Regions from separate parts of the Homo sapiens genome. Here region 1 is linked to region 2. A link is an interaction called in ENCODE POLR2A ChIA-PET data of the cell type or tissue named here. Cell type or tissue: B cell. All regions are shown on one strand. Each heading gives the region's core, and the rest is flanking DNA. Links, peaks and the distances in the headings are about the cores only. Region 1 overlaps RAD51B-AS1 (RAD51B antisense RNA 1). Region 2 overlaps RAD51B (RAD51 paralog B).

Region 1 (8,522 bases), core at 289-8,288, 350 kb before region 2:
CTTCCTTGATGGTGAGGCCAGGGGACTGCAGAGTGTACACAACCAGCTCATCCATCTCCCTCCTCCCAGCACATTCAGAGGGCTAACTGTGTGACCTTTTCCATCTGTGGATTCCTCTCCCTCTCTCTTTTTTTCCCTCTCTTAAAAAGAGGGTCTTGGAGCTTGCTTGGAAGCCTGGCCTGGCTCGCAAGAAGCTGGCTGCTCAGTTATATTTAGGCTAGCAGGGACATCAATCTAAAGCTCTTTAAAAATAAAGTTCTGTTTCAGCTGGATCCCCAAGAAGGTCCCCACCCACTCCTAATAAGAAGCTCATTCGCCTCCTCCAGTCCCCCAGTCTCAATTACAGACCCTTCACGTGGCCTACACATGTGTGAATGTGTGAGTTAGGATGTCAGCTCACAGTTGCCCTCCTTGACCCAGTTCAAAAAAGGATTTCTCTCCTCTTCCAGGCCTTCCTTCACTGGCCTTCTCTCCTTTCTCTCCCGAGGGACATTGTGACTTTGAGGCCTCTTACCTCTGCAAACTAGCCAGGAGAAAAGCTGTGACTGAAGAAACTGCCTCCTCCAAAGTTTCTGGGCCCTGCCCTTCACAGGGCAATGTTCCCAGCTATGGTAAGAAGCAAAGAGAAGACAAAGACCAAAGCCTGAGGCAGAAGGTGAGGTTTGCAGTTGTGCTAAAATGTGCTGTGGGGGCCTCTAAATGAATGGTCCCAGCAGGCTGCCTGTGTGTGCAAGTGTGTGTGTTTGTGTGTGTGTGTATGTGAAGAGGTCCTCATGAACGCCTGACCGACCCTTCCTACTCCTGAACTCGGCCGCCACAGCCCTGGTTCTTTTCCATCCCCACTGATGAAACGCTTCTTTATGTCTTATTCACATCCTGTCTTGACTACCACAATTGTCTCCTTGCCGGGCCCACATGTCTCTCATCACCAATGGGATCCAAATGTTGCTGACAAAATAATCTTGCTGCCTTTGTGCTGCAATCACATTCCCTCACTTCTGCAAATTCTTCTCCGTCTCCCCATTACTAGGGGAATCACATACAAAGACCACCATCTCGCTCTGCCTCTCCTACCAGCTTGTTCTCATCCTCTGGCTGTTTCTAAGCTCAGAGATCTTTCAGGCCTGCCCAGGATGGCTGGAACAAACTCCTCATACTATTTATTCAGTCAGCAAATGTTTACGAAGTCCGAGTGAGGTGGCTCATGCTTGCAATCCCGGAAATTTGAGAGGCTAAAGTGGGAGGATCGCTTGAGGCCAGGAGTTCAAGACCAGCCTGGACAACATAGCAAGAGCCCATCTCTACACAAAATTAAAAAATTAGCCAGGTGTGATGGCCATGGTTATAGTCCCAGCTACTCTGGAGGCTGAGGTGGGAGGATCACTTGAAGCCGGGAGTTTGAGGCTGCAGTGAGCTATGATTGCACCACTGCACTCTAGCCTGAGCAATGGAGCAAGACCCTGTCTGAAAAAAAAAGTTTGTTAAGAGTGACGGGCACTCTTTCTAGGCACTGGGGAAGTAGCAAGAAACAAAGCTGAGGACAGCAATCAACAAATAAAAACAAAATAGAATGTCAAGAATTATAAGTGCTCTGAAGAAAATCAAAGCAGAGACAGGGGCTAGAGAGCAACTATTCCACAAGGTGGTCAACGAAGGGCTCTCCCAAGAGGCCTGGAATCTACTTCCCCACCTTCCCTCATGCAGGGCTTGCTTGGGGCCGCCGTCCTCCTGCTTTGCCAGAGGACTCCCCTCCCAGCCTGCTCTTGTATGTGTTTATCTTGATTTGAAGATCAGGGAGGCGCTGGGCATGTCTGCTTCAGCAGGAGACCTGTTACATTATTAACTCATTCAAGACTCACTAGGACTGGGAGACATCAAGCACATATACAAACCTCCGAACACAAACTCTGTTCTTTTCCAATGCCTGGTCCAGAACATGAATGGCCATTTAAATATGGATTTTTTTTTTTTTTTTTTTTTTTGAGACTGAGTCTCACTCTGTTGCCCAGGCTGGAGTGCAGTGGCACAATCTCCGCTCACTGCAACCTCCGCCTCCTGGGTTCAAGCGATTCTTCTGCCTCAGCCTTCCGAGTAGCCGGGACTACAGGTGCCTGCCACCATGCCCAGCTAATTTTTGTATTTTTAGTAGAGACGTGGTTTCACCATGTTGGCCAGGCTGGTCTCGAACTCCTGACCTCAAATGATCCACCCACCTCAGCCTCCCTATGTGTTGAGATGACACGTGTGAGCCACCACGCCCAGCCTTAAATATGGTATCCGATTGACTAGTGAACACTTATCTGAATGTCCTGTCAAAGGCTGAATTGTGTCTCCTGTTCTCTGGAATCAGAGGGTGTCTACTGGCAGTGATCACCCAAAGCTGACTCTGTCTACCCCAGTCGGGCCTCCCCTTCTTCAGACAAAGTACAGTGGATCCATGACATGGATGTTTGGTGACAATCAGCATTAGCTTCACTTTTAAACAGTCCATGGAAAAAAGCACTCACGGCTGGAGGCCTCAATGGACAATTTTATTAGCAGGTGAAATGACTGCCATTAAATTAGTAGCAATTAAAACTGCTATCACTTAAAAAAAAAAATGCTGTGTCCTATGTGTTTTCCTCCCTGGGAGGGGAAAGGCAAGGAGAGGTAGCAAGATGATGGCTAGATCTCCACTTAGACTCAGAGCAAAGTTGTAAATTGCTCTTCTTCTCAAAGGGTCTCTCTCTAGCAGCCAGCTCAACTATGCCCATCAGAGTTTGTCCTTGCCCTAGGTTCTTAGTGTGGTCTGTCTAGATCTGCCCTATCTAATACAATAGCCACTAGCCCAGGGGCAACTGAGCATTTGAAATGTGGCTAGTCAGAATCAATATATACTCTGGATATTGAAGACTAAGTACAAAGAAGTGAAGGTGAAATACCTCACAAATAATTTTTATATTGGTAACAAGTTAAAATATTTTGGGGTTTAATAAAATATAGTATATATTAATTATATTAAATAACTATGATATAAATTAGATTTCAAATAAAATATATCCTTAAAATTAATTTCATCTGTTTATTTTTACAGATGTGTGGCTATCAGAAAATTTAAAATGACACGTGTAGCTTGCATTTGTGGCTTGCATTACATTTCTATTGAAAATCGCTGAGTTAGCATCACATCTCTGGTTTTTAAACATAGTTTAAAGCAGTTCCATTTGGCTCACTAGAAATTTTACACAGAGCACCCTCCACTATATAAAGCAGGTAAAAGTGGAGTTGCCCAGGTTGAAGGGGGTGGATATTTGCAGGAAAAGGAAGTTGGGGGTGCATGGCATGGGGCTGAGGAGCCCCATCCATTAGCAGGAGACTGTTAGGCTCATCTATTATTGGATCGGATCACCCATTCATTTGAAATTGAGGGGGGGATACTCAGAGGCCCCCATTCAATCACCCTAAGTGGAATCTGATCATTATCTTGGGATAAACATTCCAAATGGAAGGTGAGTGCTGGAAGATAAGGAAGATAAGGAAACCATATGGCCCTGTCACCGGAGGCTCCCAGAGTCTTATTTTTGAAAGGATTAATGCATCCAAAGGGGGATCATCATAGTTCCATTTCTTGAGGCAGGCCCCAGAGCCTCGTTTATGGATGTGAACTGTCCCAGTCAGAAAGGACTAGGATTCAGGATGCATTCCTCTACCCTCTACCTTTTCCTCCTCCCTCATACTCTGTCCATCTCCCTTCACACCAAAGCCCCCCAAGCTGGTGTAAATGAATCCCCAATCTCTAAACTGTACTCAGCATCCCAGGCCTACGGAGTTGGGGTCCTGGATCTCCTTCTCCCTTGATCTAGCACCATTTCCAGAGGCTCCACCTCCGTCTCACCCCCACCCCATTACTGGCTGACTAGTGGTGGCCGCCAAGGTGGTATACGGGGGAGAGGCATTTTCCAGGCAGGGGTGGGAGGGTTTCGGTGGCTCTGTAGGGACTGTGGAGCCAGTGGCAGGCTGAGAATCCCAGCCACTGGGGGAGGGCAGGTAATATGAGCCCTGGAGAAAGGGATCTGGGGCTAAGGGGAGTGGGAGGCAAAGGCGACGGGCTTTTGAGCACGTTCTCTCCTCCCCACATCACAAGGCACTTCATCCTTCATTCCTCTGGCATTGCCGTTCTTGCACAGCTGTTCTCTGACCCACAACTGGAGACTGTTGAAGGCATTCGGTTTAGGTACAAAAATGGATGCTCTAAGCAGAGGAGGTGACTTTGGGATGGTGTACTAGTAATCATTGATAACAGTAATAATACAAAGAATAACCAGTATGTATTGAGGGCTCATTCTGTGCGAGTGCTTACCTTGATTACCTTGTTGAATCCTCAGTAACTCTACGAGGTAGGTGCCATTTTACCCAGGAGGAAACTGAGGCTCAGAGAGGCTAAGTAACTTGCCCAAGTTTGCACAGTTAGGAAGAGCTGATGGCAGGAGTCCAACTCAAGAGGCTGTACCTTGGAGCCCAGATTCTTGATGCAGACAGGAGGCCAGAACTTGCTTATTCCTGTCAAACTTCAGCAGTCTTGGTCAGTGACAAGCAACTGGAAGACAGTTGCCAAACTCTCTCTGTGCACATTTTGGATGGGCCCAAGGTAACTTGGGCAGTTGCTTCTGGCTACCACCCAAGTGAGCCTGAGCTGTGGTCTCATACCTCACTTGCTGGAACAATCCAAGCCCACTGTTGTCCAAACAGCCCTGGCCAAAAAGAGGCCACTCCCTTACCTCTGTCCTCCAGGACGGTCACATCTTAGGGCGAGGTAGGAACAACAATGGGTGTGTGTGGGTGGGGGTAGCCCCACGAGCTCCAGCCCACAGGCTTCCCTGCTTCAGGATCGCCCTGGCTGGTGGCCTGGGTTTCGGGCTTTTCTGTGCTCTGAGCACATCTAAACATTTGGAGAAAAACAAGAAAGCGAACAATAGACTCTTGTGGGCTGGAGAACAGAGCTAACTTCCCCCAGGGACTAGAGCACTGTTCATAAACTGCCCCAGCTGCACTCTCACGGTCAGGATGTCACTGGAGCCTTGCTGAATTACAGCCTTGTCCTCTCCAGGGGTGGGCTGCGGACTCCTGTTATACATCGTGGGGGGAATGCGAATGCAGTGGGGGAGCCAGCCGTTTGGGGGAAGGCGTATTCTCCTGCTTGAATTTTAAGAAATCACATAAAAAATATGCATCCGAGCCTTGGCGTTGTAGCTCTGCCAAGTCATCCCCTGACAGACATGTCCCGATCACAGCTGTTTGCCTCACAGGAAAAGAATCAGGTTTCTGTCAAGTGGACTCTGGGCACAGCCCCAGAGAGTTTCATGGGGTCCCAAGGACCTGGAGAGTCTGTGGAACTAACTTGTGTGGAGAGCAGTTTAGCCAGGAGGCAATGGCATTGGTGTCCTCAAAAAGAGGCCCAGGGCTGGGTGTGGTGGCTCATGCCTATAATCCCAGCACTTCAGCACTTTGGGAGGCCAAGACAGGAGGATCACTTGAGCCCATGTGTTCAAGACCAGCCTGGGCAAGATGGTGAGAACCCCTCTCTCCAAAAAAAAAAAAAAAAAAAAAAAAAAAAAAAGAAAAAGAAAAAGAAAAAAGAAAAAATTAGCTGGGCATGGTGGTGTGTGCTTACAGTACCAGCTACTCAGGAGGCTGGGGTGGGAGGATCACTTGAGCCTGGGTGGTCAAGGCTGCAGTGAGCTGTGATCGTACCACTGCACTCCAGCCTGGGCAACAGAGCAAGGCCCTGACTGTAAAACATAAAGACCCACTGGTCATTGCGCTGAGTAGGGTGGGCATGGTGGGCCAACGGTGGGTTTGTTGGAGCTGGCTCCCCTCAGGCTTTTTGGACAGTTGCTTCCCATCGTCACAGCCAAGGGCAGCAGGGGCATGGTGTGTTAGGTCAAGAATAAGTTGGTGAGTGGACGGGTGCAAAACAGAGCTCAGACACCCTCCTCATTCACAGCTGGCCTGGCGGGGCCAACCAGGCCCCATAAGGCTAAATCCCTCGATCCGGAGCTCCCGGCCTCCATCCCCAGGACCCTAGACAACTTGTGAGGGATGTCCCCGTCTGGATGGCATCCCTGGAAAAGGCTGCAGTGTTTCTAAAGAGGCTGTTCAGACATCACATCACAGTCCCAGACGGCCGAGCGGCTCCTGTGCTCACTTGGCCGCTCTCCCTGAGAAACACTTTGGATCAGAGAGTGCTTCTAGGTTGTTTTTCCCTGAAGAAGTGGTAAGAATTCAGCGAGCACCCCACAGCTGAAGGAAAAGTCAGTGGCTTTACTTACTGAAAGTATCAGTAAAGAACCTCCCGGAGGATGTGAAGCTCCAGACACTAGATGGGCAAGAAGGCTCCAGATGAGGGGGCCTCGGAGGCAAAGAAAGCGGAATTTAGAAACAAATGGTTTGGCTTCTGGAGAAGAAAGAAAGAGTTTCTTGGTGTCTCAGAGGTTTAAAATGGCTGTGCTAGGTCATGCCTGGCGCATGATGCAAAGGCAAAGGTCAACAGTGTTTTGCTGAAGAGGTCTTCCTGAGAACGCAGCATTCCTTCCTGGCCTGCTTCACTCAGTAAACCCTCACTGAGGGCTCCTGGGATGCAGAGGATCGAAAGATGAACAAGAAATCTCATCTTCAAACTCTCCCAGGCCAGCCAGTGATGGTTATACAGTGTGGACAGAGCAAGAATATGAGGTGGATGGCCAGCACGCAGCGCACACACAGACACTGGAGCCTGGGGAGGCAGGAGCCTGAGCGGCGTCTTCAAGGGTGAGCCAGAGCTGGCCAGGCAGCCAAGGAGGTAGGACAGACACTCCCAGCAGAGGGAACAGACCGTGCAAAGGCTGCCAGTGACAGCATGGCCCCCAGGGAGAGCTGGGACAGTGGTAAAGGGACGAGTGCCCAAAGAGGAAAAGGTGCACCTTATACTCTTTGCTTTTAACTCCCTAAATTTTCTATATGCCGGGCACATGGGAGATTCAAAACCTTGTGGCATGAGGGCCTCTCTTGAGTCAAGTTCCATCCATTCTAGCACATTAACTAAAGGCCTGTCCCCGGCTTCCGAGCTGTAGTGACTCCCCAAGGGATCAATCTCCAGGCCACTCCCTCCTCCCATACCCTAATACTGTCCTGAAAACCCTCTGGTCCACCATGCCAGGGGCAAGCAGTACACTTGCATGTTATGAGGGACGGTTCTGTTCCCAGGAAGTGAAACAATATTATCACTGTATTTTCCTGATTTCTGGTCTCACAGTGTCTTCCCAACCCAGTCCTGGAAAACTGCTATTAAATCAATGCAGCTTTAGAATTGAGGGAATCCAGTATATCCCAACTACACCCGCCTTTTAGACACAGTCTTTGACCATATACGTCCAGAATTTCATATATGCTCCCTAATTGTATTCATTTTTTTTTAACAATTGGACACATAGTTGACAGGCTTAACTCCAGTGAGCATTTGATTGAGGCTACATAATCCCACTTTCAGCGTGCCTAATGATTTCCATCTTTGCCTCAATTATATGAGCTCTGTGAGACCTGCCCTTCTTATCATGAGAATCAGCACTTCATTTTTCCATTTCCACTTATTATTATAAAATAATAGGGCCAAAATGCCAGAAAATATTCAAATACTTGCACAAACACTGCTGAACAGTCCAAAGGTGACGCTGTTGAAATGGAGTTGTTGGCCAGCAGGCAGTATTACCACGTGATGGCTTTGAAATGTTCCTTCATCTGCCAGCCTGGGAGAGCTTGAAACCAGGGGTTGGTTCAAGGGGTTGGAATGGTGGTGGTGGTATGGGTCAATGTAGAACATACGAAAAAAAGGATGTGCCCGTAGAAGTTACCGGCCGAAGGTTGTCTGGAACGATCCCACCCTCTGAAGCTCAGGGGAGTATAAACCCTGGCACCTCCTGCCCAGATGGGCAGGCACTGCTATAGGATGAGGCTGCTGGTGAAGGTTTCTCTCCAAGCAGCTAGTATCGCATCACAAATGTGCTGAAGTAAACCTTCCAATGTCTCCAAGTCCGGAGGTGCATGGGGGGTGGGGTAGGGACGGCCATGCTATTTTATAGCTGGGGAGATTCTGCATACTCATCAGGGAAGGAGGTCAAGTTCTAGGTCACACCTTCCCAGATGTGGCTCCAGGCTGACCTGCTGCAGGGGGACTAGTGGGGGAGAAAGAGCGGGCTGCTGTCATCTACAGAGATAGGGGGTTCACTGGCCAACAGAGTGGTGAAAGGACAGTTAGTGTTGCTTGAAGAAATTCCTCCGGAGGCTCAAGAGTGCCTGGAAACAAACACCCAGGATTTCTCTGCCACTTAGCAACCCAGGCAATGGAACGTGACTTACGTCTCTAAGCTTGTGAGCACAGTCCTGGCAAACTCGGCATTCCTAGGGGCTGTACTGAGAAGAGACTCCCTCTCCTCAAAGCTACCTGAATACCAAAAACCTTTTTCCAAAGCTTCTTACTGTGGAGTCAGAATCCTCCCTGACGTGATAAG
Region 2 (8,522 bases), core at 75-8,074:
GTGTAAGAGCAATTTGCACAGTGTTTAGGACAAGGGCTTTGGAATCAGACCTGAACTTAGATCCTGGGCTCTACCATTTACTCGCTGTGTGACATGGAGCAAGCTTCATAGTCTCTCTGGGTATGATAATACTTAGCTCACATGGTTCTGAGGATTCAGCTGGATAACGCACAGGTAGTCCTTAGCACAGTACCCGGCCTATGGAAAATGTTACCCCACCACTGTCATTAGTTATCCTTTGCTGATTTATACCTTGCTTGTTTAGCTATAAAACCCATGCCTGATTCCCTTTTATACAGCATATAGGCCACTACTGACAAATAACAAATATTTGCTGTCAATATGTTCAAAAGCAATAACAATTTAATTGAAAGTACATATGCTATTTTTGCTATTTCCCTAAAATAAGGCTTATTGAAAACACGCAACACACCCCCAACACCACCAATTACAATGCAAGACCAGAGTGGGATTCTTGGACAAAGGAAAAGATAGATATTTTTAATGGTCATGATTAGGTCTGAAGCCAGGAATAGACAGAATCCAACTTAATCAGCTTCTCTCGAGGAAGAAGAATACCATCCACCTATTAGAAGGAACAAGAAACCCTATATTTGTATAAAGTAACTTCTGTCTCAACTCAACTTTATATATGAGAGAATGCTTACTCCCAAAGCTTCTTTGCATTGCCCTCTTAACTGTATGCTGCTTACAGAGGTGCACCTGTATAGGAAATGGCACCTCATATAGTGTCACATAGACCTTGAGTCCCATTTTTAATGCCTTCCCACAAGGAAAAATAGGGAGAAAAATTAAGATCTTTAAAAAAGAAATACGGGGTATAGATTCATAGACCACCCAGTAGGTCCTCCTTTCACAGCCAGCAAGGCATATAAGCTAGAGAAAAGAGATAGAGGGGAACCAGTTAAAGATGGGATGAACTGCTAAGGCAGAAGGCTGGGAATCAATGTCATTTTGGTCAGAAGGCAGAGGCTCCTGGCCAGGAAAATCCAACCAACACACACACAACACACACACTAATGAAAATAGATGACTTATTTCCACTAAGTATTTAAAAAGTAGCTTAAGGCAGCAAATACCTTGAGTTAAGAGAGAATAAGCAGAATTAACTGGTCATTAGTCAGAGGATTGAGCCAACTGAGCCCAACTCTCTGCCAGTCTATGTGCCCAATGCAGACCCTCTGCCTTCAGCTGACTCATCTTTCTTTAGCTAGGCTATGACTAGACTATACCCAGGCTACACCTACCCTCTGCTCAAGCTTAATGTTCCTGGCCTTTAAGGGACAATGTATATGTCAATTCTAACTTACTCTACATTGAAGGTTAGAAATATCTTTGGTGGGGTGGAAGGGGAGGGGGCCCCATGAGTAGCCATTTTGTATACTGGAGCCTTCCATGAGTACTAGAATGTACAGGTGAAGAGAAAATTGGATAGCACTGGAGACCTGAGTGGGAAATGGCCAGGCCTGAAGACACAGCCTTTGATAGAAACAGCTCATTTTACCTGACTTTTGGTGGGGGACAAAGAAGAGGGAGTTTGTGGTCAGCCAGGGATAGAATAGGTTGGAATGTGATATCTGGTCCTGTTTGGTCAGCAGAAGAGATATTCATGATCAGCAAAATAATTATTCGATATTTAAAAGTCAGATTTTTTAAGGACCCAAGAATCTGACAAACGCCATCACTGAGATTTCTGTGGGGGCAGCTGAGAGGCAAATTTTGTAATCCCCATTTTCCACCAAGTGAACTGGAGTCACCTAAGACCAATAGTACAGATGAGATAAGGGCATGCAGGCTTCCCTGCCTGCTCTCCTTCCTAAGGCAACATGGGACACAGGAGAAGAGAGAGAAACTCTCAGCTCAGATCTACTGACAGGTGACTTCTCCAGGCCTTAATGTCATGGTCTAGAGAATTCCACCTATAAAAGTAATAAACAAATAAATCTAATATCCAGAAATACACTGAAAGATGGTCAAGATGCTACACTGTAACAAGATCAATCTTGTGATAAAAGTCTTTTCAGACTCTGCTAATAAATACCATAAATCAAGTAGGTCAATGGCTTCCGCTTCTATGAAAGTCAAGTATGTGAGGCAATCTTATATGAATTTTGACAAATTTTTGGTGGTTTTCAGTGGCTCTTGATAACATGTGGTTATCATTTCCGGCGCCCACGGGAAGTTTTGAAACTAAATTTTTCATGGAACTCATGTCTCTGTGCAACAGAGTTGAAGGGGTAGGCTGGGCTAGAGGATTCACGAAGCAACCTCAGGCATCTCAGGGGCATTTCTAGCCCATAAAAACACCTGCTTCCTCCTCCCGCCCACTCCCTGGCAGAAACCTGCCACAATCTAACACACATCAGGAAGTTTCAAAATCACTTTAACTGGGCCAGGATGGCGAGGTGCAGTGATAGTCCGTCCTGATACTTCTAGCTCTCAAGTAAACAGCAGCCCCTGGATAATCTGGGTGGCCAGAGAGAGACGCAAGAAGAGAATGTGGGTGCTGAGTCTACTCACCAACCCGCCTGGCACTAAATCCAATGCTTTCAAAGTGACGAGGCTCTGCCTTTCATCAGCTCTGAAGGCACAGTTAATCTTTTTTTCCTTTTTGTACTAAAAATGGTCTCTCTGCTTAAGGCACAGCTTTAAAAATGTTACTTTTGTATCTGAAGTGATCCTAATTGCCATATATGACAGTGACCTAGCCTTTCTATCCAAACAGAGGCCTGGGATAAGTCAGAAATTCAAGTTTTAATCCTGGCTCTGTTAAGGGTTACTGAATGCCTTGCTTTTAAGGAGACAGAGACCGGAACTTTCCTGTGAGAAATTGTTCAGGTCCATTGAGTCCTTTCATCACTAAGGTTTGAGAGAAAGGCCTGGAGTGGTTTTCCCCATGCTGTCCTCCTGCTCCCCAACCATGACGGTGTCTGCCCCAACCTGTCTGCTGTGGTAGGAGCTGGAGGTGAGAAGGAGACAAGAGGAAGAAAGAGAATAAGGAAAGCAATGAGGGCAAGAGGCAGAAGGAAGAGAGTGAGAACAGGGTAGGTCCAGAAAGGCCACGCTCCCAGACGCATGCCTCTCCCCATCCCAAACCCTTCCTGTCCACATCCAGCTTTGTATAGAGATACCCAATATTTGTTACGGAGTTTGAGCGTCACAAAAACAAATGTGGTTTTAGTATTTGCTGGCTTAGTTTTGCCATGCTCTGGAAAATCAAAAATCATTCCACGATTAAAAAAAAAAAACACAAAAATAAACTTTTATCTTAGCTTCAGCTCAGAAAATATCAACTGTCAGTTCTAGAATAAAAGCTGATAAGGTTTCAATATTCCAGCCTGCCATTTCCATCTTGAAGGACTGCACAACAATTGTTTTCTGGGAAATTCTGAAAGGCTGTGGGGAATTTTTCTTGTGAAATATTTGTGGAGAAGAGGCCAAACTTCAATTTGGCTTGAAGAAAACATGGGTGTGGGAGTCAGGCAGACTTTTATTTCTGGCACTGTCACTAACCTGCTGTGCAATTCTGGGAAATTCTCCTAACCTCTCTGTACCTAAAAGTGTTGAGTCCACAAAAGATATGCAGAGAATGAATGTATAACAACTGTTAATGTAGCAGTCTGCTTAGAATAAATGTTTCATATATTTCACCCACATTAGGATGAGTGCTGTACTCAAAATTCCACCTTTGCATTGCTTATCTTCAACCTTAAGAAATCCATCCTACACAGAACCAATGGCAGTGGCCAAGGAAAAGGGGATGAAGGAGCAACTTGAAATAATTTGTGTTTATGGTGAGAATGCTTCCAATCTTAATAAGTTCATACCTCTTATTATCAGCCCTGAGGAAAACTGTCTTCTGTAGATTTCACTGTGAAATCCACAGGCAAAGCTAGAGAAACACTCTGCCTAGTAGGGGAGCCCCTAAAGAAGAGAGTGGCTCAGTCTGAGGGAATGCAGAAGGAGGAGGTGAAAAAAAATCTCCTCAGCTTTGCACAAGCACACACTCGCTCAATCACAGAGGGGGCTGACGCAAGTAGTGCTTCCGTGCTACTTTTGACCACTGAGTTCAGAAAAATGCATTGAAGTAGAATTGTGTCTGCCATTTGGCAAAAGTAAACACACAAGATAACCATGTGGCTCCCTAAGGCAGCTTTCTCTTTGGCCTACTTCTCTTGGGGTGCACATGCAAGGGGATGCAGTGGAAACTGTGGGCCGGCAGCTACCGTGCCATAGACATAGGTGTGGAGAGCTATGGTTCCACTGCTGGCTGCCCCACTGGCCCCAATGGGCTGAGGTTAGCACGTGTTGGTTCCGGATCTCAGATGGGGCCGGCAGTTGTAAAGAGGCCACAAACAGCAAGCTAGTGTGCTGTTTCCACCTTCAGCCCAACCCCGACGGCATCCTGTCAGTGATCTTGGGCCCACTGCAGGAAATAACATGCACAATTGGTGAACTGTGACAATGCAGCCACAGTGGCTTCCAGTGGTGTATTCGCCAACTGTGTGCAATTTTGCAGTTAGTATGAGGCCAAAAAAGTCTCTGGCCAGCTAGAACCTGGAAGAGAACAAGGCCAATGGTCAGATGACTCTGAGGTTCACATGGATGTGGAAGAAACTATCCTACCAGCCTTCTGCTGCACTGTACGTGTCCTGTGGCCAAGTTGCTTTGGTGTGTAGTTGGGTATCCTTGCCTGCTACCTGATCACTGCCCACTGAGTCCCATAGAAAGGCAGAGGAGGTGAATTTCCAGCAGCTCCCCGAGTTTCTGCTGACCTTTTTAGGTGTTTTTATTACCTGTGGTGCTTTCTATTCATGTGTACTCCTGGGCTCTGGGGATTCCCCTCCCTTTGATTTACAAGGAGGATTAGAAAGACACAGCTTTGTGATCGGTCCCTCACAGACGGCTGGTATTAAGTGATTTCCCCTTCTTAGACTCATTTGAGGCCAAGAAAACAGTTCTGTTGAATCACTTGCTCCTTGGAGGTATGAAAATAGGGCACTTGGGGGAGTCCAACCTGATAAATACCAACATTGATACCCTTCAGCCTCAGCTACACTTCCAGTGGCATATAGTAGAGCGGAGTTGAAGCAGAGGAGTCTCGGGTCCCCCCCAGCCTCTGAGAAACCTCCAGTGGAGAGTAAGCAACTCTGGGCTTACTGCTTGTATTTCTGTGCCACCAGCACAAATGGCATCCTAACCACCAAGGGCTCTCCAAACTCACTGCCTGGAGAGGTGCAACCAATTCTATCTCCAGAGTGAATCTGTAGCATAAAATGGGAGCAAAGGCCACTCACTATGTATTGAAACAGAGGTCACAAGGTCTGCCTAGGAACAAATTTCCAAGTTAGCCACCTCATCAGATATGCTCTTGAACAAAAGTTATTTATTTGATGTCCTCAAGGAAGGGATATTGTGTAAGGTGTTATTTTTAAAAGGAGGGGTGGGGGCAGCTGAAGCAATGCTGTCTGTGTCTGTACTTAAAGAAATGACATCAATATAGACACACAATAATAACCTACAATTAAACAGACTCAACACAGGAGACACACATAAGAAGAACAAGTCCAGAACAAATATATTGAAATGGCTAAATATTTACATGGTAAGTAGGGGCAGGCTTCCTCCCACGGTGATGCCCTTGGAGTGGAGATCTTCTATCATGGTTACTAACATTCAAACTCCCAATCATGTGGTACAAGCCCGTTAAAAAGGATGTCCTGAGGCTGGGCATGGTGGCTCATGCCTGTAATCCCAGCATTTTGGGAGGCCGAGGCAGGTGGACCACCTGAGATCAGGAGTTCAAGACCAGCCTGGCCAACATGGTGAAACCCTGTCTCTACTAAAACTACAAAAAATTAGTCAGGCGTTGTGGTGCGTGCCTGTAATCCCAGCTACTGGGGAGGCTGAGGCAGGAGAATCGCTTGAACCCAGGAGGTGGAGGTTACAGTGAGCTAAGGTCACGCCATTGCACTCCAGCCTAGGCAACAAGAGCAAAACTCCATCTCAAAAGAAAAAAAAAAAAAAAAGGATGTCCTGGCCAAAGGCAGATCACACTTGAGGCACAAGCCCTACTGCCAGATGCCAAACAGGTTTTTAGTCTCTGATACTGGCTTGGAAATGGCCTCCTGGAACACTGTCCAAATGGGAAACGTGAGGCTTTCAGGACTCAAGAGTCGCTAGAGAGGAAGGTGAGGCATATATGCTGTGCACTGGCTAAACCTGCCCAGTACAACTGCATGTGGGTGCTAGACCATAGTTTTTCTCCCTCATTTTCAGGTAGCTATTTGTCGCCTCTCATATGACATCATTAATAAGAATAACCATGTCATTTTACACGTATATGGTACTTTATACTTTTCAGGGTATGTTCACAGAATGGTCTTAGCTGATCCTCAATGCAGAGTGAGGGGAGCTGGGAAGTGACTGAAGCAGCTGTCCTGGGTTAGGAGGGTGGACTCTGGAGTCAGATCCCCTGGGCTTCCAGCTCAGCTCCACTGCCTACTAGTTGTAGATTATTTATTCCACACCTACTCAGGTAGATTAGTTAATGTCTCTGTGCCTCACTTTCTTCAACTGTATAATTGGCATAGCAATCTTACCTATTTAAGGATAAATGAGTTAGCATATAAAGCACTTAAGACAGTGCCTAACACATATTAATATTATCCTTTTACTTATTATTCTATTGCGTTCAATTATTCCAATAGGAAAACCAAGGCTTATAACATTCTCGTTCTAATTTCTCTATTTCTCATGGTTTACCCACCCCAAATGCCCCAGTCTGAAATAGCCTCCTTTACTCTGTAAGTTTCCATCTTTGAGGGGCCAGTTCAAATCCTACCTTTTCCATGATATCTTTGCTAACTATTCTAGCCCTAACTTTTCTCTCACTTCTTAATACTCATACTTTACTTCTTTTTCTTCTATTTTTTTTTTCATTTTTTTTTGAGACAGGCTCTTGCTCTGCCATCCAGACTAAACTGCAGTAGTGCAATCACGGCTCACTGCAGCCTTGAACTCCTGAGCTCAAGCGTTCCTCCCACCTCAGACACAAGAGGAGCTGGGAACAGAGGCATGCACCACCACACCCGGCCAATGTTTTATTTTTTGTAGAGACGGAGTTTCCCTATGTTCCCAGCCCAGGCTGGTCTCAAACTCCAAGGGTCAAGTGATCCTCCTGCCTTGGCCTCCCAAAGTGCTGGGTTTACAGGTGTGAGCCACCTTGCCCTAGATAATACCCTGACTTTAGAATCAATACCAAGTAACTTAGTACAAGACTTTTTATGTCATTTGTGTTATCCTTCTCTCTCTATGGTGCACATTTCATGAGATTTTATGTGTTTCTACATCTCTAACCCTATTCTAAAGGAGTGAAGGAGGAAGAGAGGAAACTCACGTTCACTAAGCATTTCCTATGTGTCAGACCCCTACCAATTGCTTGAGTTGTGTTGGCTTATTTTATCCTCACAACTCAGTGAGGTAAACGTTATCATCCTGGTTGTAAAGATGAGGAAACTGAGGTTCAAGAAGTTGAGGTATTTTTTGAGATCAAATAGCTGGCACATGGGAGCACCAGACGCAGACCTGGTCTACCTGGCTCTCTAGTCTATCACATAAAAAGGTTCTCAATATGAAAACTCATGGTCCCACGGATATTTGTGGATTAATTTCCTCAGAATAAGGCATTCACTGATATCAGATTAACCAAGTCCCATTTGTTTAATGCAAAATCATTCATAAAGAAAAAACTGTACAAAATGTTTAAGTATAAAACAAATTTTGAGTAGCAAGAAGAAACCAGTCAACTGTTAGAATTCTGTTTGTTAGAGTTGGAAACACTGAGTCTTCAGGCAGGAGGAACCATGCTCCAGTAGGTCCGGCAAGGGAAAGGACACAGACTCCTGGGTTCTATTTCTGTCTTGGCCACCAACCACTCTGCTAATATTTTCACTTCTGCTGAAATGTGATGACGAGAGTTTCAGAAGATTGGTTGTCACATAAGAACAGAATAAGAGCAGGCAGTTAGCTGGTTAAATGTGGAAGAGCCACAAACAACACTGGGATCTGGAATAGGAGTTCACAGGTGGGAAAAATTCCATTTGGGCATTTGTCTTCTCAGTTTCATTTCAACGCACAGAGAGCAGCATGGGTCTGGAACCAGTCTTAAATATACGTGATGATAGTATCTGTGTTTTCAAATGCATACCTCTAAAACTAAAGGTCTTTAGTTTAAGAAATATTTTCTTGTTTTTCCTATTTGAAATGATATTTGTATTTATTTTTCGGATGGGTTGCTCTGTACAATGGTAGTGCTAAATAAGAAAAAAAATAATTAATTCTTAATATATTTGGGAACCAGCGCATGAAGTATATTAGTACCTCTATAACCTGACAGAGGTCCTGGCCTTATGTTAAAGACTCAGCTAGGATAGAGGTGATAGGGCCAGGGGTTTGTCTTTGGTCTTTGAAGTCATCTAGCCAAGAGGCCAGGCTGTTTA

What was found. Peaks named below come from ENCODE experiments on the same cell type or tissue, not always from the same donor. Only the 100,000 strongest peaks of a DNase experiment are listed, where the experiment ranks them.
Region 1: POLR2A ChIA-PET joins it to region 2 with 10 read pairs; 2 of 35 experiments call an interaction of 5 or more read pairs at or near these places.

Annotation. Positions count from the first base shown.
Region 1 is chr14:68,630,043-68,638,564 of GRCh38, reverse strand. RAD51B-AS1 (RAD51B antisense RNA 1) reads left to right here. Exons shown (of 4, transcript XR_007064220.1): 4 at 488-2,797. It also overlaps a transcript of RAD51B not described here. Among named protein-coding and RNA genes, the nearest start is that of RAD51B-AS1, 51 kb to the left of the region's middle. In B cell, for the core only: no CTCF peak of the experiment used is centred there; a DNase peak (open chromatin) is centred at 5,084; H3K4me3 peaks cover 280 bases.
Region 2 is chr14:68,279,506-68,288,027 of GRCh38, reverse strand. The region is part of intron 7 of RAD51B (RAD51 paralog B); the gene reads right to left. Among named protein-coding and RNA genes, the nearest start is that of RAD51B-AS1, 400 kb to the left of the region's middle. RefSeq lists enhancers at 2,488-2,537, 2,698-2,757, 2,808-2,857, 4,594-4,663, 7,913-8,082. In B cell, for the core only: no CTCF peak of the experiment used is centred there; DNase peaks (open chromatin) are centred at 2,317, 4,327, 4,877, 7,937 and 1 weaker place; H3K4me3 peaks cover 3,988 bases; H3K27ac peaks cover 8,000 bases.